2 separate regions of the Homo sapiens genome follow, and region 1 is linked to region 2. Evidence: chromatin loops called from intact Hi-C (ENCODE). Cell type or tissue: ascending aorta. All regions are shown on one strand. Each heading gives the region's core, and the rest is flanking DNA. Links, peaks and the distances in the headings are about the cores only. Region 1 overlaps CWC27 (CWC27 spliceosome associated cyclophilin). Region 2 overlaps LOC107986419 (a long non-coding RNA gene).

The links. Peaks named below come from ENCODE experiments on the same cell type or tissue, not always from the same donor. Only the 100,000 strongest peaks of a DNase experiment are listed, where the experiment ranks them.
Region 1: a loop joins it to region 2, with 2.5 times the contacts of the local background. A loop is called at or near these places in 20 of 110 quality-filtered maps.

What each region holds. Positions count from the first base shown.
Region 1 is chr5:64,966,859-64,979,385 of GRCh38, forward strand. CWC27 (CWC27 spliceosome associated cyclophilin) reads left to right here. Exons shown (of 14, transcript NM_005869.4): 12 at 4,845-4,954; 13 at 10,277-10,380. Among named protein-coding and RNA genes, the nearest start is that of CWC27, 200 kb to the left of the region's middle. RefSeq lists a silencer at 11,171-11,371. In ascending aorta, for the core only: a CTCF peak has its summit at 4,849 (motif pointing right); no DNase peak of the experiment used is centred there; H3K27ac peaks cover 2,445 bases.
Region 2 is chr5:65,095,947-65,108,473 of GRCh38, forward strand. LOC107986419 (a long non-coding RNA gene) reads left to right here. Exons shown (of 3, transcript XR_001742682.2): 3 at 3,306-3,874. Among named protein-coding and RNA genes, the nearest start is that of CWC27, 330 kb to the left of the region's middle. RefSeq lists enhancers at 6,543-7,043, 7,044-7,544 and a silencer at 7,026-7,315. In ascending aorta, for the core only: CTCF peaks have their summits at 5,345 (motif pointing right) and 7,451 (motif pointing left); DNase peaks (open chromatin) are centred at 5,335 and 7,315; H3K4me3 peaks cover 1,086 bases; H3K27ac peaks cover 3,445 bases.

The sequences.
Region 1 (12,527 bases), core at 1,711-9,710, 130 kb before region 2:
GTGTTGAAATTTTTCCATAATAAAAATTTTTGTTTGTTTTAAAAATACTTTTTGTCCAACTAACCTTTCTGGATTGGAAGTTGTTCATTGGTTTGTTCAGTGAGTCTTGATGTGAGAATTAATTACATTGCACATATCTTCTTTTTTTTTACATTCCCATGACATTTTGGTGGAAGAGAGGTACTGCTTTTTGCTCTCCATTCTATGAAAACTGCTTATTTCTATTTGCTATTTCATGTTATTGCTTCTAGTATATCAGCCAGTCATTTTTACAATTACCCATATTTGTTTCAAAACATTCCTGTTTCTGAAATACTAATCCTGAGATAGTCACAAAGATGATAGTAAATAGCCACTCCTCACTCCTATCTCACACCAGCACCATGACTGTACATGATGGTTGGAACCAAAAGGATGTATTATAGACCTCAACATGGCAGGTTAAGTCAGTAAAACTTTGATAGATTCACTATTGTTAAGATTGCAGTTCTCCCCAAATTAATTTATACATTCAATGCAGCTACTGTCAAAATCCTACCTGACTTATTTGAAGAAATTGTCAAGCTGATTTTAAAATTTATATGGAAAGGCAAAGGAACAAAAATCACCAAAATAGTTGTGAAAAAGAAGACAAAGTTAGAGGGCTTACACTAACTGATTCAAGACTTACTATAAACCTGCAGTAATCAAGACAGTATACTACTGGCACAAGCAGAGACATAGATTAATGGAACAGAAGAGAGTGTATAGAAATAGATATACATATGTGGTCAATTGATTTTCAAGAAAGGTGCCAAGGTCATTCACTGGAGGTAAGAAAGCCTTTTTAACATATAATATTGGAACACTTGATGTCTGTATAGAAAAAAAATCTCAACCCTTACCTTACGCCATATATAAAAATCAACTTGAAATAAATTATATATCTTAACAGAAAAGCTAAAATTTTATATTACTAAGAGAAAGCATTAGAAAAAAACTTTTGAGACCATGAGGAAAATAAGGATTTTTTAGATAAGACACAAAAAGTGTGATATGAAATTTAAATATTGATAAAATGCTGTTCATCGAATTTTAACTTTTGCTCTTTGAAAGATATACTTAAGAAAATGAAAAGGGAAATCAGACTGAGATAAATCATTTACAAAATATATATTTGACAAAGGACTTGTATCCAGAATATATAAGAAAACTATTACAACTCATTAATAAGACAAAAAAAATTAATAGACAAAAGATTTGAAAAGAAGATACATAAATGGCCAACAAGCACATAAAAAATGTAATATCACTTGTCATCAGAAAAGTAACACTAGAAACCACAAAATACTATTTCACGCTCTCTAAAATATTCAGTTAAATGACAATACCGATATATTTGGAGATATGGAGCAACTCAACCTCTCCTATATTGCGAGTGGAATGATGCAGCCAAAATGGTGCGACCATTTGTAAAACAGTATGGCAGTATCATATAAAATTAAACATACACTTATCACTTGACTCAGCAATCCCACTCCTAGGTATTTACCCCCAAGAAATGAAAATATATGTTTGCAAACAAACTTGTGTGTGTAAATGTTTAAAGAGGCATTATTTGTAGTAGCCAAAAACGGTAAGCAACTCAGAATAAACAAGTTAGAGTATATCCATGCTATGAAATACTATTCAGTTATGCAAAGGAACATGGATGAATCTCAACAATAGTTGCTCACCAAAATAAGCCAGACATAAAAAACTACATACTGTATGATCCCATTTGTATGAGTTTCTAGTAATGGCAAAAATGTGGTGCCAGAAAGCAGATCGCTGATGCCTCATTGCCAGAAAAAGAAAACTGACTGTAACAGACATTTGGACACTTTGTAGGGTATGTGGAACTTTTCTAGATCTTGATTGCAGTGGAAGTTATATGCTCTATACAATACCAAAAGTCATCACATTTTATATACAAAATTAGTGAGTTTTACTATATGTAATGCCTACCTCAATACAGCTGTTTTTAAAAATTCTATCATTTCATGCATTTAGTTTCCTTAATGAGGTGACTGCTATTTCTAAGTTATTAAAAGGCCATTTAGTATTATAAACAACATAGCTACAGAATTTCCATGCTTTATTATATACTTAAATGTACCTATCCTTGACTTTTTAAAATTGATTTGTAAGGCTTCTTTATAGCACTTTTTAAACATTTTCCTACTTCCTTCACATTCCTAATAAGTGAAATTAAGTGGTTGGTCCTTGCTAAAAGGGACCGTGTTCAAGAAGATGCGTGTGAAACATTAAAATAAGCAATGCTGAATCTGTTTTGAAAGTTGTAAGCTTAACTTACCTATGACATGAGATAGCAGAATTCATCTATATCTTTTCCATTTATTGCAAAATTCTTACCACACATAAAGGTTTTCAATCTTTTTTAGCTGAAAATGTAAGCAAAGAACTTGTCCTTTCTCTTTTGCATTTTTTTAACCATAAAAACATTAAACAGTTCTACTGATACCCATCACAATTTTCCTTAGAATTTTACAAACTTCTGCCCTAGGAAATGGCAGAAAATAATTATTGACTCCCTAAATGCAATGGAACAGGAGATTCCAGGTGCATGGCAAATGCTAACTATAACTGAGGCTGGCGAGGGGAAGAGGGCAAATTACCCTACACCTTCTTATTTTCCCCTTCTTCAATTACATTATTACTTCATTTATTTGACTATTTATTGAATCACTTGCCAAGCACTGTCCTAAGTGTATCTTTGAAAGATACACTTAAGAAAATGAAATGAGGACATGAAATGAAATAAGAAAAAAAAATGAGGACAAATATGATTTGTCCTCAAGGAGTTAATGTCTAGTGAGTTTAAAGAAGAGTAAACAGGAAATCGCCATAAAGTGTGATAAGTGCTAAAGGGTGCTTTGGAAGCTCAAAGGAGAGACATCTAAACCAGACTTCAAGAACGGAATCAGAAAAGGCTCACTGAAGTGCCAACCAAGCTGAGACCTAAAGGAGGAGCCGGAATTAAGCAAGGAGAATTAACAAGAACGGAGAGATGAAGTATTTGCAGTATCCCTGAAGGAAGAAAAGCATGTGCAAAGGCGGATGGTTGGTCAAGAGAGCAGGGTTTAAGAATACTAGTTATCAGCCAAGTGAAAGCACATGAAGGTGGATACGGCAAAGGAGTTGTCTCTTGAGAGACGTAACTGGAAAGCAAAGCATTAACTGCCTCATGTAGGGATCCTAAGTCATCTTAAAGTGCTTGCTCTTTATCCCAGGACAATGCAAATCTAACTACTGTAGGATAAGAAGAAGAGAGGTATTCAAAGATGTAATTCAGTAGAAAAATATGAAAGTAATTTTTTTTTTTTTTTTTTTGAGACAGAGTCTCGCTCTGTCGCCCAGGCTGGAGTGCAGTGGCGCGATCTCGGCTCACTGCAAGCTCCGCCTCCCGGGTTCACGCCATTCTCCTGCCTCAGCCTCTCCAGTAGCTGGGACTACAGGCGCCCGCCACCACGCCCGGCTAATTTTTTGTATTTTTAGTAGAGATGGGGTTTCACCGTGCTAGCCAGGATGGTCTCGATCTTCTGACCTCGTGATCCGCCCACCTCGGCCTCCGAAAGTGCTGGGATTACAGGCGTGAGCCACCACGCCCGGCCGAAAGTAATTTTTAAACCTACTATAAGAATCACTTCATGTATACCAGTCGTGATGGCATACTCTTTATACTAGTCTTTACTAGGCATGTGTGCCTTAGATATTATTTCTGTATTTAATGGTTCATTTTTCCTTAATGTGCTCAGTTTTTAATGTTTGCAGCTGTCAGTTTTGAAACCAGGACTCTCCTTCCAAGTTCTACCAAAATCATATTAGGTAACCACAAAAAGATAACTTGTTTCTTAGTTCAAATTTTTTTTTTGACCAGAAAATCTCTTGAACAAAATGGCTGATTGTTAATAGATTGCATATTCATGATGTTCCTCAAGCTAGATAACAAAGAGACAACTAACAGACTAAAGCTTTGGTAGACAGATTACTAGCATTCTTGATTACATCTGGCTTATCGTTTGTCTTCCAGCCAAAGAGAAGAGAGAGAGAGAGAGGGAGTGTGTGTGTGTGTGTGTGTGTGTGTGTGTGTGTGTGTGTGTTTTAGTCACAAATTTCATTGATATTTACACATGTGAGGTATTATAAAATGTTACTAGTTGGGTTTGTTGGCTTGTTTGTTTTTGAGGCAAAACTGTGTTTTATGAACCAAGATGTTAACTAATCTTCACATAGAATTATTGCAGGTTCAAACCTATAGATTTGTTTTCTAATTTCTAATTCAGTAAAGATTATTTTTGTCTGCTTTTGCTAACTGTTTTGACTTATTTGTTAGACATATTTATTTTCTATGATGCCATTAAATTGAAGGTTGTTATTGTTATAACTGGGGAACAAAAGTGGCAGGTAATTGGAATATCAACCAATATTTGGAAGGTTATATCTTCTAAGGCAAGGAAAAAATGTAAAATGGTATTGCTGAATTTTAGGAAAACCTTAATTATTTTAGAAGTGAGATAGATGATTTTATAATCAACTTAAATAAGGACATGTGAGAAGAACAATTACAATAGTGCAGTGTATAGTAAATATATGTATATCAACTCATAAATTAGCATCAGTCACATTCTAATTTAGGAAGTAGTTACAGAGCTGGTGGGGCTTACAGGTTTTCTTTTGAAATTAAATGGTGAAAAAGCAAGCCCAAGTGCCAACCTCCTCTTCAGCAACAGGAGCATAAACATTGCTATGAATCCACAGAGCTATTTTACTGCTTATTCTAAAAATATTCTACTATTCTTTAGAGGAAGAAGCCCCTCCAGATGGTGCTGTTGCCGAATACAGAAGAGAAAAGCAAAAGTATGAAGCTTTGAGGAAGCAACAGTCAAAGAAGGGAACTTCCCGGGAAGATCAGGTAACTTCAAAAACCCAAATCCATACAGAACTTATTGTCTTTTTATTGTTTTTAAGTGTTTCTAAATGGAGCCTAATTTGATTATATATCAGGAGAAGCACTACCTCTTAAAAATAAAAAAGAATATATTTATATAGGGTGGACATTGGCCACTCACATAAAGATTCAAACTCTGGAGTTCTTTCCAGACATTGGTGGTGAAAAAGCCTGGAACTTCCACGTTTCAACCTGGTACTCCCATAGTAAGCACAGGAACCTCATAAAGCCATGTATCCTCAGAAACCCAGGTGGAACCTCTGTGTAGTGAATATTATGAAATGAAGAAGTGGTGATTATAAATGATGAGAGAGTCTCTTCCAGCCCGACATCTCGCATGCTGACTAGCCAGCCTAGCTTGAAATTGTACACTGTCTGGAAATAAGTCATTTGGTCTGCTAGCTGACTTCTATTCATTAGTACAAGTAATTCCTGAATCTTTAGGTAGTAATATTAAGAAGTTAGTTGTCAGAAATCAAGAATGAAAAGAGATAGGAAGCTAGCTCAACAATTTGGGAGTCAGCACTATGTGCCATGCAGTACTTGACACTTGATAAAACAAATCTCTTAAGCAGCCCTTCATGTTGAAAAGTTAGAGGGCAGACTGAAATCATTTATTTTTGGTGCTGCCATATATATGTTTATATAGATAGACATATATATTAATATATATGGATATAAACAAACTGCCTTATATATATATATATGGACACACCATTTTAGTTGTATAAATAAAACGGGCAAAGTAAAAGTAAATTAAAAAGCCCAAACCTGTCTGGATAATTTCTTAATTTCATTAAGAAAAAGTACATTATTAACTTGTTTTCATGAAATCACAAAGTCTTCTAAATAGCAACCATAGTGACTATACTACCAGAGATACTAAGGATGACTCATTCATTCATTCCTTCCCCCTCCCCCCATTCCCTTGTAGCAAATAATTATTAAGAACCTGCCATGTACTAATCACTGTATTTGGCAGTCAACACATGAACACATCCCTGCTCTCTCTGATCTATCAGGGAAAAGAGCTAAACAAGTAATACCAGTGAAAGGGGGTGAGCATTATGAAAGGGTAGGTACAGGAAGCCATGTAGATGAATAACAGAGGGGCCTTACATGGCTTAAGAATCTGGGAAGGCCTTCCTAAGGAAATGATTTGTCAGCTGAACTTCAAAGGTTGTGTAGGAGACAGCCAGGTAGAGGCAGAGCATGGCTAGACAAAAGGAACAGTGCGTACATGAAAAGTCTTCAACCTCTTTGCAAAGAACTAAAAGATATTAAATATGATTGTAACATAAACTAAGAGAAGGAGAAAGATGAGGCTGAAGAGGTAAGCAAAAGTAAGTTCGTACAAGGTATTTTTAAACCATGTTAAGGAGTTTAGAATTTATCCTAAAGGCCATGGGGAACCATTGACAGAAGGAAGTGATATGATCTCACTTTCATTTTAGGAAGATCTCTCTAACTGGGCTGCAATATGGAGATTAGACTGGATACAGGACAGGACCAGAGGCACAGGGCCCAGTTGGGAGACTCTTGTGTTAGATATGCATAAACAGAGTATGCCAAGATTGGGCTCCTTCAGCATAGCTTCTACATTCTGGGAAGGCTCTCGCTGTGCTGAAAGAGCATTCCTGGAAGTAGTTGGCCATTCGTTCTTTCAGGAAAAGCCATAACTGAATAATTCCCCTGCAGATGCCAATCAAAATGCCTCCATGCAGATCCTATCTTCTTCACACTATAACAAATGTGTCCCATTATTTTTGTGATTTTTTTCTGCCCAGTGTCTTCTCTAGCCTTTATAATAAAGCAGGAGAAAGTCTAATCTTAAATATAGAAGAAGCTAAAAATAGCCAAGAGGATGTTTTTTGTTTGCCACAGTCTCCCCTCTTTGAGCAAATGCCAGTAGCTCATTAATTGGCTTAAAAACAAACTGCCTTGCCACTTGTAACTCAGGGAGAAAGATCCAGGTCTAGTATAATTTTCTAGGAAATTTTAAAATTTCATTCCATTTAGAAGTCTTTTTTGTTTTCATTTTTCTTTGTGCTTTTAAAAAAGACATTTCCAAGTATGCAAACATCCATCATTAAAAATTAGTTAGGGCCAGGCATGGTGAGTCACTCTTGTAATCCCAGGACTTTGGGAGGCCAAGATGGGAGGATCTCTTGAGCCCAGGAGTTTGAAACCAGCCTAGGCAGCCTAGGGAGACCCCCATCTCTACAGAAAAAAAAAAAAAAATAGTTTGGCAAGGTGGTGTGCATCTGTGGTCCCAGCTACTTGGGAGGCTAAGGCATGAGGATCGCTTGAGCCCAGTAGGTCGACGCTGTAGTGAGCCATGATTGTACCATTGCACTCCAGCCTGGGTGACAGAGTGAGACTCTATCTCTTAAAAAAAAAAATGATAGGGTTTACTTTTAAGCTATAGTGTATTAGTCCATTTTCACACTGCTGATAAAAACATACCCAAAACTGGGGAAAAAAAGGAGGTTTAATTTGACTTATAGTTCCACCTGGCTGAGGAGGTCTCACAATCATGGCAGAGGGTGAAAGGCAGTTCTTACATGGTGGTGGCAAGAGAGAATGAGGAAGAAGAAAAAGTGGAAACCCCTGATAAACCCATCAGATCTTGTGAGACTTATTCGCTATCACGAGAATAGCATGGTAAAGACCAGCCCCCATGATTCAATTACCTCCCACTGGGTCCCTCCCATAACACATGGGAATTCTGGGAGATACAATTCAAGTTGAGATTTGGGTAGGGACACAGCCAGACCATATCATATAGATTAAATAGATAGATATGGAGATAAGCATGTGGAGAGATATATTTATGCAATAGTAGATATAGATAGATATAGATACAGATATATAAACACATACATACACACACACATACTACCTGGAAGTATATTTACCAAAATATTAACAGCGGTTATTCTGAGTGGTAGGATAATAGTTATTTTACTTCTATTTTTCAATATTTTTACAGTAATCTGTTTTCTTATTAATAAGCAAATACAATAAGAATGAATAAACAATGGACTATTTTTAATGAGTAAGGTTTAAAAACAAGGGATACTTTATCTGTTAACATTGTTTGAATAGCTTAATTCTATAACCTCTACTCTAAAAACAGATAAAACAGCTAAATGCTAACATACTCTGCAGCCCTCAGAATGCCTATGATGACATTCTATAGGAACTTATAAATTTTCCCCAAAACTCATCTCATTCAGTAGCTATGATAATGTGTGTATTTTTAGCTGTTGAATATGTGGGCATTAAATTTTGCAGAAAAGTAGAAGATGCTTTTTACTATCATTTTTAAAGCAATAACCAACCACCTTTTTCTTGCAGTTATTTTGACACCATTTGTCTTTATTAAGCTTGAGTTCTAGATTGCCCAGACCTACTTAACTTTTTCATGAACTGTGATCTTATTGATACTCTCTAGATAAATTCTGGAGCTTAGGAATGTATTGTGACTCTCTAATATACCAGTTATTCACATGTTGAACTGTCACACATCTTTTTCCTTATGAAATGTGAGGATTTCAGTATTGAATTCAACATACCAAAATCTTGATTAGGCCCTTGATTTCTCGGACAGGTAGTATTTTATCCCATTTCATAATGATGGACTCTGTAAATATGTTGAATAGAAAAACCTTTTTCTAGCTTCTGTTGTCTGCTCAAATTCTGGAGTAGACTGTTAAGACCTAGGAGATGGTGTGATTACAAAATTATAGCCACTTGCTTCTTCCTGCCCACAGAGAGCATAGGAGCCAAACAAGAATTCACAGTCATGTTCCCCCTACACACACACACTTTTAAAAAATATATACTTAACACAATATTTGTATTCATCTTTCACTTAACAATAGAATGCAATGTTTCATGTATATAATTTTTAATAACAATAGCATATTTAGGCCAGGCATGGTGGCTCACACCTGTAATCCCAACACTTTGGGAGGCCAAGGCGTGTGGAACACTTGAGGTCAGGAATTGGAGACCGGCCTGGCCAATATAATGAAACCCCATCTCTGCTAAAAATACAAAAAAAATTAGCTGGGCATGGTGGCACGTGCCTGTGGTCCCAGCTACTCAGGAGTCTGGGGCAGGAGAATCGCTTGAACCTGGGAGGCGGAGGTTGCAGTGAGCCAAGATCGCGCCATTGCACTCCAGCCTGGGCCTCACAGCGAGACTCTGTCTCAAAAAAATAAAAATAAAAAATAAAAATAAAATTTTTAAATAGCATATTTATTGCTTTTTACTAAATTTATCTAGTTTCTTATTGATAGACATTTAACAGGTTTTCATTTTTCCATTTGTATGAGTAATGCTGCAGTGCACATCTTGTGCGTAAGCCATTTTCTCTGTTTCACCTTATTTTTCTATCGTCCCAGGATAGGAATTACTCAGTCAGGGGGAATGATCATCTTAAAGTTACCAGTATGTATCAACAGCTTTCTAAAGACATTCCAATTTACTCATTTTCCAACAGTTAATATGTTCATTCTACCTTCCCTATATTGATATTTTTATATTTTTGGAAATTTGTGAAATAAACAATACTATTTTTTTATTTTTGATTTCACATAACTTAGTGAATTACCTTTCTTTCTTATAGACACTAAACTCAACTATAAATGAGCATACATTTTTTATTTTATTTTATTTTATTTATTTATTTATTTAGAGACAGTCTCACTCTGTTACCCATGCTGGAGTGCAGTGGCACAATCATAGGTCACTACAGCCTAAAACTCCTAGGCTCAAGGGATCCTCCTGCCTCAGGCTTCATAGTAGCTGGGACTACAGATGCACACCACCACATCTGACTTTTTTTCTTTTCTTTTTGTAGTGATAGAGTCTCACTACATTACCCCTGCTGGTCTTGAGGTCTTGAACTCTTGGGCTCAAAAGATCCTCCCACTTTGGCCTCCCAGAGTGCTGGGACATGAACCAATGCACCAGGCCAAACATGTATTTTCAAAAGTTGGGTCTTCTGTCTTCTATGTAAGCAAACTTTTGTTTCCCAAATCAGAAAATAGTCACCTATCTCTGAGGGGAAATGTCAGTGCAAATCCAAACAGAATGATGTCAAGGTTTATTAATGTCATTATTGCAGCCTAAAGGTAGTTTTGTTCTTTTTGTTCAAAATCAAACATTTTGTTTTACATCCAAGTAGGATATTTCCTTTTCTACCAAACTTAAGCATCTCTTTTAAAATTATATTTATCTTTATCAGAAAACTTAGCAGTCTAATTGTTATTTCAGACCCTTGCACTGCTGAACCAGTTTAAATCTAAACTCACTCAAGCAATTGCTGAAACGCCTGAAAATGACATTCCTGAAACAGAAGTAGAAGATGATGAAGGATGGTAAGGGCTTTGATTTCTGTATATTAACCATGAACAAATAGTCTCAGAGCAGAGACACTACTGGGGCATTTCCACTATATCATCCTTTTGTTTTCAGAGTTTACCATCACCATTATAGGACCTCGGCAACTTTTGACTTTATTTCAGTTCAATATAAAGTAAAATAAATAAACACACCAAGCACTGAAGAAACAAGCATTTATTGAGCACTTGATGTGTCCGGCATTGTGCTAGTCAGTAAAAAATGCACAAGAAATATATGACACTATCCCAGTTCTAAGTAACTTTCTAATATTGTGGAAAAGATGAGACTCACATTAAACAACTCGAAAACAACCTTAGAAGATAATAAATCAATAATTTCTCACATTTTCCCACAAACCTTTTAGAACTCAGTAATCTATTTCATAATCCGACTAACTTCCTCTTCAAAGTTATGATCTACAGGATCCTAGCAACTCATACATAGTTAATTTTATTTTTATCTTTGGATATTTTTCAGCTTTTTAAGAGACTGATAAATAAAGTAATGACATATACATATCCTTTGCTTAGAACTTTATCCTATACTGGCAAAAAAAAAAAGGAATAAAAATTGTGTTTTTCTTTATCACACCCCTCTGTCCTCAAGTTGACTTCACATGCAGTGTATTAAGCCTCCCCACACCTAACTGCCTCCACCTCCCACTACACCCTGGCTCAGCCACATTGCTGCAAGCAAGCCAATGTATCACCCCCTACACATGACTCACCCTCTGGAGCCTCTGAACCATCACATGTGCCATTACCCCAACCCAGAATCATAGCCTCGGTTCTCTCTGCCAAACAGCATCTCCCCTGTTTCAAAACTCTGTTCAACACTCCCATCCTTCAGGAAACCAGTCAGCAAGATTTGTTGAGCACTCACAAATCTAGAGGGTGGAGGAAGGAGGGCTGGAAAACACATTTAAAAAGACATAAAAACACTTATTAAGAAAACATTCAAACACGTAAGACTCTGCAACTGTATATAACTTTAATCAAAAGGGCTGAGGGCATGATGATTTGAATGGAATGAATCCTACCTAACCTAGGACCCTGAAAGCACTTGTCTATTTCTCAATTAATTTATAGTTTTCATATGATGTGGGTTACGATGCCAGTTTTTGTAAGATCCTAGATATCTTTTAATAGGTTTCTATTACTTATATAGATTTGTTTATACAAATAAGTTGCTTGAAGGCAGAAGCTGTCTCCTTCCATAGTTTGGTGCCAAAGGCGAAGGCTCAGTGAATGTTGATTGACCCATAGTTAAATGCACATTGTATAGAACTTTTTGTTTTATATGACTGGACAGGTTTAGTTTAGTTTTGTTTTGGGTTTTTGGGTTTTTTTTTTTTTTTTGGCGGTGGGGGGGATTCCTTGAATGTCTCAAAATCTCTTTCAAATGTTTTGGGTTCAGCCACCACACAAAAAATGTTTTGCCAAGTCCTCTTCCCTTTATTTTTGAATCCATATGCATTTTTGAAGGAAATATGACCCGTGTGTTTCTGATTCATTTACACTTAACTCATCAAGATGGTGTTTTGTAAGAGCAGTTTGATGCCCAATAAGTTTTTTTAACCTTTTTATAAGCCATTTAAGTCCTTTTTTATTGAACAGGAAAGTCACCAACAAATTCAAACCCCAGAAGTTTTATTTGAAGCTCATAACCCACAGGATTCAAATTTACTTTCAACTTGGCAAGACCATTTAACTTCCAAGGTTCTTCCTAGCCCCTTGGTTCAGTATTCTCTCATTTTGAATTCCTCATTAGCTTCAGATACCAATGATGTATTTTTAAAAGTGCCATTCCTGTTTTTCATGTTATTTGATTATACAATCAATTTTCTGTCTAACATTCTCATTAGAAAGTTTAAAACGGGGAAACTTCACTGGACATGGGGAAAAAAATCACTGGCCAATGATGTTGGCTAATTCTCCATTGGGAGAAAAAAATAAATGGTGAAGAAGTGGGGAACAAGTTAAAGGAACCATTAGCAGGTCTTCAGGGCGTTCATATCTGCTTTCAATTGCAGTCTTCTAAGGAGAAAGTCAGAGCTGTACACTATGAACCTCCAGAATGTTTTTGGTATTTGTTTTATCTAACATCTAACAAAAATACCTTC
Region 2 (12,527 bases), core at 1,705-9,704:
GACATTCTATGATGTGCAAAGGCTTAAATTCTTCATTCATGCATTTATTCAGAAAACATTTATTGAGTACTGACTATAAGATACTTTTTTGAAAACAATTACTTGAGGGCATATATCAGTTATCTGAGTGATATAAAAAATTAAGAACTCAAGCCAAGCGCGGTGGCTCACACCTGTAATCCCAGCACTTTGGGAGGCCGAGGCAGGCAGATCACCCGAGGTCAGGAGTTTGAGACCAGTCTCAACATGGAGAAACCCCGTCTCTACTAAAAATACAAAATTAGCCGGGCGTGGTGGTGCATGCCTGTAATCCCAGCTACTCGGGAGGCTGAGGCAGGAGAACTGCTTGAACCTGGGAGGTGGAGGTTGCGGTGAACCGAGATTGTGCCATTGCACTCCAGCCTGGGCAACAAGAGCGAAACTCCGTCTCAAAAAAAAAAAAAATTTAAGAACTCAAAAACAGGAGAAAGTGACATATGAAAGGATCAGTGATGAGAACAAAAATCAGTTTAGCAGAGTTAAGATTAAATCACAGTTACAAAAATGAATACGAAACTATATGCAAAATAAAATTGAAATGGTTAAAAAATTAAAGCTGGGACAATGATCTTAGGTAAATGCAGCCATCAAAACCAGAGGTGACAATATTAATTTCAAACACAGTAGAGTCAAAACAAAAACCACTACAATGAACCAGAAGAATCATACTCTTTTACAAGTATCAACAATCCTCAACTGTTATGCGCTAAGTAACACAGCATTGAAATACTTAAGATAGAAACTCTTAAAAACTCTGAGGAGAAATTAACAGACATACAACAATGGTAAGTTTTTTGATAAATCAGGTACACTTTTAAAATAATGTGATAAATTTCAGGATTAAATAATTGCATTACAAATGAAATCATTAAAAAAACCTAGGAGAGCCAGGTTCAGTAGTATGTGCCTGCTGTCCCAGCTTCTTGGGAGGCTGAAGCAAGAGAATCGCTAGTGGCCAAGGAGTTTGAGGCTGTAGTGTGCTACGATCATGCCTCTGAATAGCCACTGCACTCCAGTCTGAGCAACATAGTGAGGCCCTGTCTGTACAAACAAGGGAGGTGAGGGGAGAAAATATAGGTGAAGAATTAACTATCTGGGAATAGGTAGACCTAAAACAATGGAAGAGACAACAAAGGGAAAGTGACAGATTAACCTACATTGTTTGAATATAAGTAAATAAAAAGAACAAACAAAATTAAAAGGTTAATGGCATACTAGAAAAACTACAACAAATAGGATAGACAAAAAACTAAATATATAAAGTTTCCTTATAAAAAAATATCAAAAGCTCTAGCTCCATGCTAGTGCTGTCCAGTTGAACTTTCCACTATGATGGAAACGTTCTGAATCTGCACTGTCCAATATGGTAGCCACTACTCACAAGAGCACTTGAGATGTAGCTAGTGCCAATGTTGAAATGATAATATTTGGGGTGTATTTAGTTAAATATATTGTATTATTAAGATTTTTATTACTAAAATAATTTTATTATTAAATTTTATTTTACCTGTTTTTTTTACTTGTTTAATGTGGCCACAAGAAAATTTGAAATTACATACACGGTTTGCATTAGGTCTCTATGCAGTACTGTTCTAGAATAATGATCAAGGAAACAATGAGAAAATTCACAAAAGAAGAAATACAAACAGCCAATAAACTATGAAAAAAAGTTCCACCTCACTTATAATCCAAGAAATACAAATTAAAACAAGATACTATGTTTTCTCTATCAAATAGACAAAGTTTAAAAAAAATACTCATTGTTGGCAAGCATTCCATAAAATGGGCACTCTCATACACTGCTGGTGGGAGTATAAATTGCTTCAACCTTTCTGGAATGGCATTTGGCAATCTGAATCAAGAGCCTTAAAAATTCTTATATTCTTTGACCTAGTGTCTCTATTTCTAGGAATTCAGCCCAAAGAAATAATTTTTTAATGTGGTTAAAGTTTTATATATATATAAAGACATTCATCACAGTGCTATTTCTAATAGTGAAAGATTGGAAACAACCTCAAAAGCCAATAATAGAGAAATTGTTAAATTATGGTACTTCTACTTTGTTAATAGTCCATAGCCTTAAAAAGTTTTTTCTAATATTTCCTAGTTATGAGGAAAATGTTCACAACAAAGAGTGAAAAAAGCAGAGCTTATTATACAATATAATCATACAGAATACTGTAAGCATATATAAAAAATGCATATAAAAACACTTTATTTCATAAAAGTAAGATCATAATTTCATATTTTCTAGCACATGTCATAGTTAGGATCAAGGTTAAGTAACACAAAAAAGGTTACAAGTGGTTATCTCTGCGGGTAAGATTTTTAATTTTCACCTTCATACTTTTCTGGGCTTTTTTTCCCCCGAAGTTCTTATGACTGTATTTTTACTACAAAAATCAGAAAAGTATTAATAATTTCGTTAAAGTATTTAATGCTACATCAATGCTCACCTTCTCTCTTAGGTTTCAGGTCCTCTATAAACTGGGTCCCTTTTCCCTTCCAAACTTACTTCCCACTGCTCCACATTAGTCATGTCCCAGTTCCCTCTATGGGATATCTGTCCTCACCTCCCTTCCCTAATGTGGTGCCGTCTAACTTCCCACTGAGCACCAGGCAGTGTCGCAATGGAAATGTTCACAGACACTCTCATTTATCCTGCCTAACAATCCTGAAAGGTAGAGATTATTATCTGCACTTTAAAGATAGAGGAAGGCAAGGAAACAGTGTTTGTTCCACTAAATGACAATTTTCCACCCACTTTTTCTCTTACTTTCTCCTATACAAATGTTTTTGGCTCAGTTGTGCCATTTTCTTGCAGGGTGACCTCGGGCAAGCTCCTTTACTTTTTTAAGGCTCAGGTTCCTCATGTGTAAATGGGGGAAACAATGGTACAAATATCATAGAGCTGGTGTGAAGATGAACAGAAATGACCTACTCAGTCCATTTGGCACACACAGTGCCTGGCCTGCCATATTATCACTACTACCTCAGGTCCCTCCTTGCACTCCAACCCCTCAGACCCAGGCCCTTCTTGTACTTGGTACTTGGTTGTTTTGCGTGTATTAGCTTCAAATCCTCAACTACTCAACAAGTTTCCAACAGGAAGAGACAGTGCCTTCTCCTCCTCCTCCATCTCCCACCACATCGAGTGCTATGGAATGTTCTGTCTGGAATCAATAAATATCTAATTGTTTGAATAATCAGTAGCATTGTTTCTTATGCCAACTCCTGGACAAACTTTTCCATAAATTCTCTTACAGAGTGAGCAGCCAACCATGTGGATTTGATGGATGTCTCCCAGATATGTTCTTATTTGCCAGCCAAAGACGGAGGAGAGGCCTGTCTACTTTATTCAAGCAAACTTAAACAACCTGCATGTTGTCATGAGCTGGATACCCACACTGCATTCCTTAGTAGGCTCCCGACGAATACCAATTTTCTAGCTAACTGCTTTCCTTGCCTTCCCATCCTAAGCCCAAACATCACTTGCTAGATTTCAGTGAGATAGAGCATCTCCGTAAGGAAACTTAGATAAGCCACGTCTGACAAAATCCTTAAGGATTTCCCTTATTCCTTATGGATTAAGAAATCCTTAACCCATAAGGAATAAGGGAACTCCACAAGGAAACTTTTGTAAGAGATTTCATGAGAAATGCCAGGCCTGCCTTTGGGTCAATGCACACTCACTCCCATCTCCTACAACCTGTGGCTGCAGTACTCACTACCGGCCAGTTGCAATCCAAGATCGGAATGTTGAGTCTGACATGCTGCGACGTTTATAACCATCCAAGAAGAAAAATAAAATAAACCAAAAAACAGCTTTGTGGCCGGGCGCAGTGGCGCAAGCCTGTAATCCCAGCACTTTGGGAGGCCAAGGTGGGCGGATCACGAGGTCAGGAGATTGAGACCATCCTGGCTAACATGGTGAAACACCGTCTCTACTAAAAATACCAAAAATTAGCCCGGTGTGGTCGCAAGCGCCTGTCGTCCCAGCTACTTGGGAGGCTGAGGCAGGAGAATGGCGTGAACCTGGGAGGCGGAGCTTGCAGTGAGCCAAGATTGCACCACTGCACTCCAGCCTGGGTGACAGAGCAAGACTCCGTCTCAAAAAAAAAAAAAAACAAAACAAAACAAACAAAAAAACAGCTTTGTTTAGTACAAAACATTACTAAAGTAGTATTGTTGCCAGAAAAAGGTATCCTGATCCAGGCCCCAAGAGAGGGTTCTTGAATCTCACACAGGAAAGAATTCAAGGCAAGTTACAGTGTACAGTGAGAAGAGATAGTTTATTGAAAGCTACTCAGATACAAAGTAGGGCGTCCTCAGAAAGCAAGAGGAGGAATATATCATCTTTGTTGTAAATTCTTCTATAGGGGTCTTATCTATGTAAAGTTTAAGCTAAGTTATATGTATGTGTGGGTGGGCTGACAATGTGACAAAATGTATTACTTTGTTGATATAATGGAAGTTATCCTTGGCATTTTAGTGTGTGGGCACATGAAAGCATGGCTATAATCATCTTAAAAGTATATATTATCCTGTGATATTGGTGCATCTGGGCATTTTGTCGTCATAGGAGTTTGTTCTTGCCGGTATTATGAAGCTGCTTCCTTAGCTGTAAACATCTTAGGACATGGTCATGACCGTGCCTTGTTAGATTTAAGATACAGTTGATTTTAAAATGGTGTCACCCTGGCTCTCCTATGCACCTGTTTACCTAACAGTATCGATAAAAGATACTTAATAAGTTGGAACAAAAAAGTTGGCTTAGGAATAACATAAAGTCACCCAGAATATTTCATCCTTAAAGAGATTTAACAAGTATTTCCTGAGCACACCCACCTCCATCTCCTTTTGAAGTAAGAAACACCATTTGCAGTAGAATGCTTCATTTCCTGAGCATCTGCTTTGTGCCAGCCACAGCGCTAGACATGGGCATACGGCAGCTTTACTGCTGCTCAGCTCCTGTGTGCCCATCCTCTCTCCTTGCCCTTCCCCATCCTCATCACTCCCCACGATGACTCGGAATTCACCCTTCACCCACAAGCCTGCCTCCCTTGATAACCTGGTGAAGAGTGATATGGACACAGGAGGTAATCAACAAATACTTGTTGAAGGAGTGAACTTGAGGAGAATCCAAATCTTCAGATCCTCAGGCCTTCAGCTCATGACACATAGAGAAACAGTCACTGGTCCCCTGGGAAGCAGGGTCCTCCAAAGCTGTCCACAACACCACCTGGAAAGGGGAAGAATTCCTTTCTGGGTGAGCCGCACACCGACTTGCACCAGGGGGCAGAGTGAGCAGCACTTTTGGAGTTTGACCTGGAGCCAGGGCCTTTTCAAGGGAGTCCTCCCGGAGTCATTTGAGACCTCCCAGTAAAACAATATGTTTTCTGTGCTTCTCAGCACATTCATGTTTCTAGTCAAAGTGCTATTGGGAAATGTTAACTTTTTCTACCCTTGAAGGAACAGTGGCCGCTGAGAGACGGTGTGACAAAATTGTGCTGAGGGGTCTTCCAGTCTGAAAGGCCAGTTCCAGGAAGCCTACAGTGGGAAGTAAAGGCCAGTTACAGTAATCCCATCATTGGGAGGTATTCTTATTTTTATGTACCAAGAAGACAGTATAATATTTAGAGGACAGTAAACCCCAGACCCACACTGTTCCATTAGACTCTTCCTTACTAGGTCGGAGGCAGCACTCGGGCACTGTAAGCCTAGCTTTATCAAGACATAATTCAGAAATGCAAACGGAAGAAATTTTACTGCAAATGGTATTTCTTACTTCAAAAGCGAGAACTGTTTTCCCTTTTATGGTATCTTAGATATCCATTTTTTGAAAATGTTTTCCCAGCACATTACAAATTACTTCAGAGTTGGGAAATGCTCCTGCTAGGAAGAGGCTGAGTGCTCGGAGGGTTGGTCTCGAGTCCCGATCAAAACATTGTTTATTTGGGCAACTACATTCTTCTGTCAGTAAGGCCTGGGGAGTTTACTATTAATCCCAAATGTAAACCTCTGTTAGAGTTGCTTACAAAAGGCGACTACTATTTAACTCTTATGTTCACAGCACATCTTGTTAATTCCTCCAATAAAGGAGAACTCAGCTCTTGCGTTTGAAATTTCCAATTTTTGGTTAGGTGACCTTAAACTACTTCACCCCTGATCTCTACTCCCATCTTTATTCTTTCTCCACTTACGGTGGGACTTCCCTAGAAAACACCTGAGGTTTACCAATTTTAGAGGGGACCGAGGGAGAGGCAGGAAATGGTGCCTGGTGAGAGCACGCTCCCTTCCTGTCTCAGAGGGTTGCTGTCTGGACGGGAATTGAAGAAGAATCAGAAATACGTACTGAATTAGGATTGCTAGAGTTAATAAAACAAACGCACACGAATTTTTGTGTGGGTCATACTCATGCTCAAAATTTGTCGTTGTCTATCTGATATTCATATGGAACTCAGTGTGCTGTATTTCAGCTGGCAACCCTTTACTGAATGGATAACCCAGATTTGGACGAAACAGTGGCTGGAAGGTGGAGGCCCTCAAAGTCTCAAAGAGAGAGGTCCTCAAGATTTCTTTTCTAGGGCATCCTCTAGTACTCAGGGTAGAAACACAGAGTCTGTGGTGGCCTTGGGGGCAAAGACGAATGTGTCCTCTAAGGCTGGCCCACCATGGGGAGGAATCCGTGTTGAATGGAGACAAAGAGAGGTGTTAGGAAGCAGCACTGGCGTCCTGCTTCCTCTCCCTATGGGTTCCCTCTGCCTTTCTCCCTCGTCTCTCCCGGAGGGCTCTCTCCCCTCCACACGCCTCCTCCCCAAGAAACCAACATAAGATAATTCTCTTCACTTTAGTTCTCCTGTGCCTGGGTGTAGATGGGAATAAAGCGATGAACCTACGGGGCGAGCGGTGGGCAAAGCTTTCTGTGTATTTGCAGCTCAGCAGTCGAGCGTCCACCCCAAGCTGCATAAACTTGGGTGCCCTCGCCTCCGGCAACCCCGGTGCTTCAGTGCTCCCGACCTTTCTCTGCCGCCCCTCGCCTCGGCGGCCGCCGGGAGCGGCTGTGGGGTGCGCCGGTCGCCCCGGGCCCGAGCGGGAGGAGAGTCCCGCCCCGCCGCGCCCCGCCTCCGGGCGCCCCGACGCTGCCGGCGCGGACGCCATTGCTGCGGCCGCTGTTTGTTATTAAACTGCCCAGAGAAAGGGCTTCGAGTAAAAACACCAACTTTCCAGTCGGGGCGGCGCAGGTCCCCGGGCCCTGGAAAGTTCTGGGACGGCCGAGGTCTCCCCGGACACCCGCACCCACGCCCCCGTCGTGCCCTTTCTGGCTTTTGGCTTCCTCTCCTCGATTTCCCTTTTGTGCGGCCCCGGGCAGCTTCCTCAGGCCCCGCCGCCCCCACCTGGCCGCCCTGGGAGCTGTTCCTCCCCCAGCAGCAGGAGCATCCAGCTCGGGTTTTATTACCTCCCGAGACACTCGAGGAAGCCTCAGGTGGGTTTCCATGTCAACCTTCACTGAAATCCAAACATTTGGCGTTCTCAAAGGCAGTTTAACCTCTGCCACCATTTTTTTTTCAAAGCTTAAAAAAAAACCTAGAACTTTCAAAAGCCGCAGGCTTCTGGGGGTTTCTAGTCAGAGGGTGATAACACATCTTGAGACAGGATATGTATAATTTGTTTGGTTTCACGTTTATCCTCACAAAGCTAAACAGTAATGACTGAGAGCTATGAAAACACTTAGGTAAGGAGAGGGGCTAGAGCAGAGATAAAAGGGATAATTGGAAACAGAGGCGAAGCCTCCAAGTTGCACCTTGTTGAATACTGTCACAGCCGGGCAGGCCGGGGAGCTCATGGCAGGATGCGGCATCTCTTAATTCTGGGCACTCCGCAGCCTCTCCTCTTCCAAGGTTTACTTACGCAAGCTTAGCTGCAATTTTCCACAGATACTCGTCCTGGTTCCGGGCCACCTTCCCCAGTAAGAGACCTCCTGAGGCGGGAGCTGGGGGTTGAACATGTGGTGAACACAGGTTCCAAGCTTTGGAACAGGCCACCTGGAAATGGGAGATAACCTGTTGAGATAAGGGATTTACTGAGGCCAGGGCGCACTGTAGGGAGCGGGGAGCAGAAGGAGTGCGGCTCCACATGTCCAGTCGTGGGATGCAACTGGGAGGTAATATATGAGTCTAGTGAGACCACACGGGGAATACTATGTTCCTCATTGCCTCCCAAGGAAGATGCACATAATGAGCTGGCTGCCTTTCAGAGAAGAGCAATTAGGATGCTTAAGGGGCCACAGGGAGTGACTTAGGGGGAGAGATTAAAAGAATTAAGTATGTATACCTTGGCTGAGCTCAAAGCACAGGGAATGTGGAAACTCTATAAGCATCCTCCGAATATAAACATAAGGAGAAGTGGAATTGTTTCTCATGGTCCCTGAGGGATGGAACTGGAAGTAATAGGGTAGAAGAAAAGAAAACTTAACTACCTGCTAGAGAAAGCTGCTGAGCAGTCCCAGATACCAAAAGTGTCAGAGTCACACCTAATATTTTTAGAAATAAAGTCAACAAAGGAAGACACGACATGATAGGAGAAAAATACGTTTAGATAACAGGGACTGGTCTCACAGGGATGCTTTGAAGGGGTAAGAAAATAACACAAGTCAGTTTCTTTTAGGGAGTATCTGAAACCTTTGAAGGCTGCCTACTAACTAAAGTTTATTACCAGGTGTTTTTGCCTGGCATTCAAAGCCCTCTCCATCTGGCCAAGCTTACCCTCCTAAAATAATCTGTCATCAGTCCCCAACATAAGCACATCTCCTGAGTGCTCCTGGTGTAGTTCCTCCTTTGCGCGTGAAATTCCTCCAACCTGAAATTCCTCTAACCCGAATTTCCTCTCTCCAATCCCAGTGTCCAGCTATTCAAGTCTTACCCACTTTTTAGGGTCTACTTATATCCTACTTCCCCTGGCTACCCCAATCCATAATGCTCCTGCTGTCTTCCTCCTCCTAGAACTCATGTTGGTACCTGTCATACATTACTTGCATTGTTAGCTGATGTATTCTGATCTTATCTGGTCTTACAGATTGTGAGCTTCTTAGAAACTAGAGGGCATGTCCTCTCCCTTCCACTTCCCATCACTTTTTAATTCTCCGTGCTAGCTTTCATAACCATTATGAACCATAATTCACACAATAATAGGATTCTTTCCTGGTTTCTTCCTCTCTCTTGCTACTTCTTAGTTTTCTCTGATCTTCCTTTGGATGTTGGTGCCCCCAGAGTTCCTCCTCTTTTCTCACTCTCCATTCTTCCTGGAAGATCACATCCAATCGGGGGCTGCAGTGACCCTGCCAGTGCTGATGATTCCCAAATCTCTGTCCAGCTTGGCTGTTTCTTCTGTGCATCAGGCCCTTATTGGGCATCTCAAATTGGCCGTCCCATGTGCTCTTCAGCACTCCTATGGTACAAATCTGAACTCACTTTCTCTTTCAAACCATCTCTTTCTATTCTTGTGTTTCCTGTCTCAGAGAATGGCTCCCACATCCTCCTATTTGCCCAAGCTAGAAATCTAAGTGTCATCCTTGGCTCATTGCTGCCTTTCCCCCACAATCAGTCAATCACCAAATTCAGTTAATTCTACCACCAGAATATCTGAAGTGCTTTTGTGTCAATTCTATCACCTGAATATCCAGAGTGCTTTTGTGTCTGCCCGGGACTGCCGGCATCTTCCTACAGCCTTCCTGGTAACAGACCTTACTTCCTTGACCATTGGGGTGACCATGTCCCTTAGACAATGCTCTTATCTCTCCAAGGGGAGAGGTACTTTGGCCACAGAATTGAGTCCAGACATTAGCACATGATCCGAGCCCAGCCAATCCCAGCATTTCCTGGGAACTTGTATTCTGAATCTATTCTGAATCAGAGACAAAATGTCTCCTTTAGTTAGAAGCTGTAGAGATGTGATCTCAGAGCCACCAACAGGCCATGTACCCTACCAGGCCTGAAAGATGAACAGCAAACTTTCCAAGATGCACAGAGATGAGGGCAAAAGTAGAAAAGGGGTCCTGGCAGCACTCCATTCCCCCATCCATCCCTTGCTGGCCAGCAGCTCCCTTGTCTTTCTGTGATTCAGTTACTGAAACCAAGAAGTTTCTCATTTTTAATTGAACTTTTTGAGGTGGTTTCTGTCTCCTTGAAACAATTCTGATTAATAAATCAAATCTGTCTCATCCAGGCCACTGAAAGCCTTCTAACTGATTTCTGCAAACAACCTCACACCCTTTTATGCCATTCTCTGGTGCAGCACCATGACCTTTCTAGAACTCAGTCTTATCAAGATACTCCCGACCCAAACACCCAGATTTATTTCCAAGGCTTATGAGGCCCCTCACATCCTCACTCCTGCTTGCTTCTTTTCCCCATCTCTTGCATTCCCTGCTCTAGTATTCCTGAATGTCCTTCAGGTCCTCAGGGGCAGTGCTCTCTCTCCTTTAGGCCTTTGTACATAGTGTTCATTCTGCCTAGTTTCTCTTCTCCAGCTAATTGCAACTTGCCCTTAAAGTCAAAGTGGGAATGTTACATTGTCAGAGAGGCTTCCTCTGACTCCTAATCTGGGTTAGCTATTCTGTATTTCATTGATTACAACACTGCTTTTCACACATCTTAACGTATCTACTTGTGAAATACCTTACCTATCCCCACTAGTCTATAAATCCCTAAGAGCAAGTCCATGTCATAGCATCATAGAACTTAATACTTTGCTGGACATAATGAATTAATGATACCAGCTACCACCTATTCTCAAATGTGTATTTCCCCGTTGGGTTCCACATATATACAGGTGTCCTTCTGTATTTGTGGGGGATTGGTTCCACCACCTCCTGTGGATACCAAAATCTTTAAATGCTCAAGTTTCTAATATAAAATGGTGTACCATTTGAATATAACCCACGTACATCCTCCCATATGCTTTGAATCATCTCTAGATTACTTATAATACCTAATATAATCTAAATGCTATTTAAGTAGTTGTTATACTGTATTGTTTAGAGAATAATGACAAGGAAAAAAGTCTATACATGTTCAGTACAGATGCAATTTTTTTCTAATATTTTCAACCTGTGGTTGGTGAATCCAGGGATGTGGAACCTATGGATACAGAGAGCTGATTATATTTCTGACTGTATCCCAAACTGCTCCTCTTCCTGTGGTCCTTATCCTCCAAGGAGCACAATCTAGAAGCCTAGAGTCACTTTTTTTTTTTTTTTAGACAGTCTTGTTCTGTTGCCCAGGCTGAAGTGCAGTGGTGCCATCTCAGCTCACTGCAACCTCCACCTCCTGGGTTCAAGCAATTCTCCTGCCTCAGCCTCCTGAGTAGCTGGGATTAGAGGCGTGTGCCACCACACCCAGCTAATTTTTGTATTTTTATTAGAGATGGGGCTTCCCCATGTTGGATAGGCTGGTCTCAAACTTCTGACCTCAAATGATCCTCCTGCCTCAGCCTCCCAAAGTGCTAGGTTTAGAGGTGTGAGCCACCACGCCCAACCCTAGAGTTACTTTTTGATGCCTCCTTTCTCTCCTCCAATATCCGTTCGATCAATAACATTTGTCAGTTACACTTCTAGTCTCCATCTATGCCAATCCTGTTGGTATAGAAGTGCTAGCCTCCAAACTTGTTACCTTGATGAACTGCCTCTCACTTTAATCCATTCTGCCCATTCAGCCAGTTATCTTTCTAGAAATGCAAAGCTGACTGCATTCCTTTTCTTAAAGTTCTTAAGTGATATACTCAAGATGGAGTACTCTGTAATGATCTGGCCCCAACTGACATTTTCCAGCTCACCTTCTGCCCCTTCTGGACATGCCCTGACCAAGTTACCTCAATGTTGTGTTCCTGATACAATATCATGTCATTATCTTCCATACTTTTGTCTCTTTGCATATGTAATTCCTTTTGCATAGAATGTGTTTCCCTTGTCAGCCTGGCTGGCTTAAGACAATTGAGATCTAGGAAATTTGCCATAACTTCCTCCGGCAGGTTTGAGGTAGTTTTCTCTTATTTTCCCATACTGGCCAATCTATAGAAATTATGATAATAATGTATTACATGTATACTATACGCTAGTCCCTCTGAGGCTAATTATTAGTCTATGTAGATTGGCATCTCAGTAAAGAAATTGAGCTGAAGAGAGGTTAAGTGACTTCCTGAAGTCTTCATGGTTAATCCCTTTCCAGTGTCAGGTATCAAACCTAGGTCTCATGGCCCAATGGTGCGATCTCGGCTCACCTCAACCTCCGCCTCCCTGGTTCAAGCAATTCTCCTGCCTCAGCCTCCTGAGTAGCTGGGATTACAGGCATGCACTGCCACGCCCAGCTAATTTTGTATTTTTAGTAGAGACAGGGTTTCTCCATGTTGGTCAGGCTGGTCTCCAACTCCTGACCTCAGGTGATCCACCCGCCTCGGCCTCCCAAAGTGCTGGGATTACAGGCGTGAGCCAC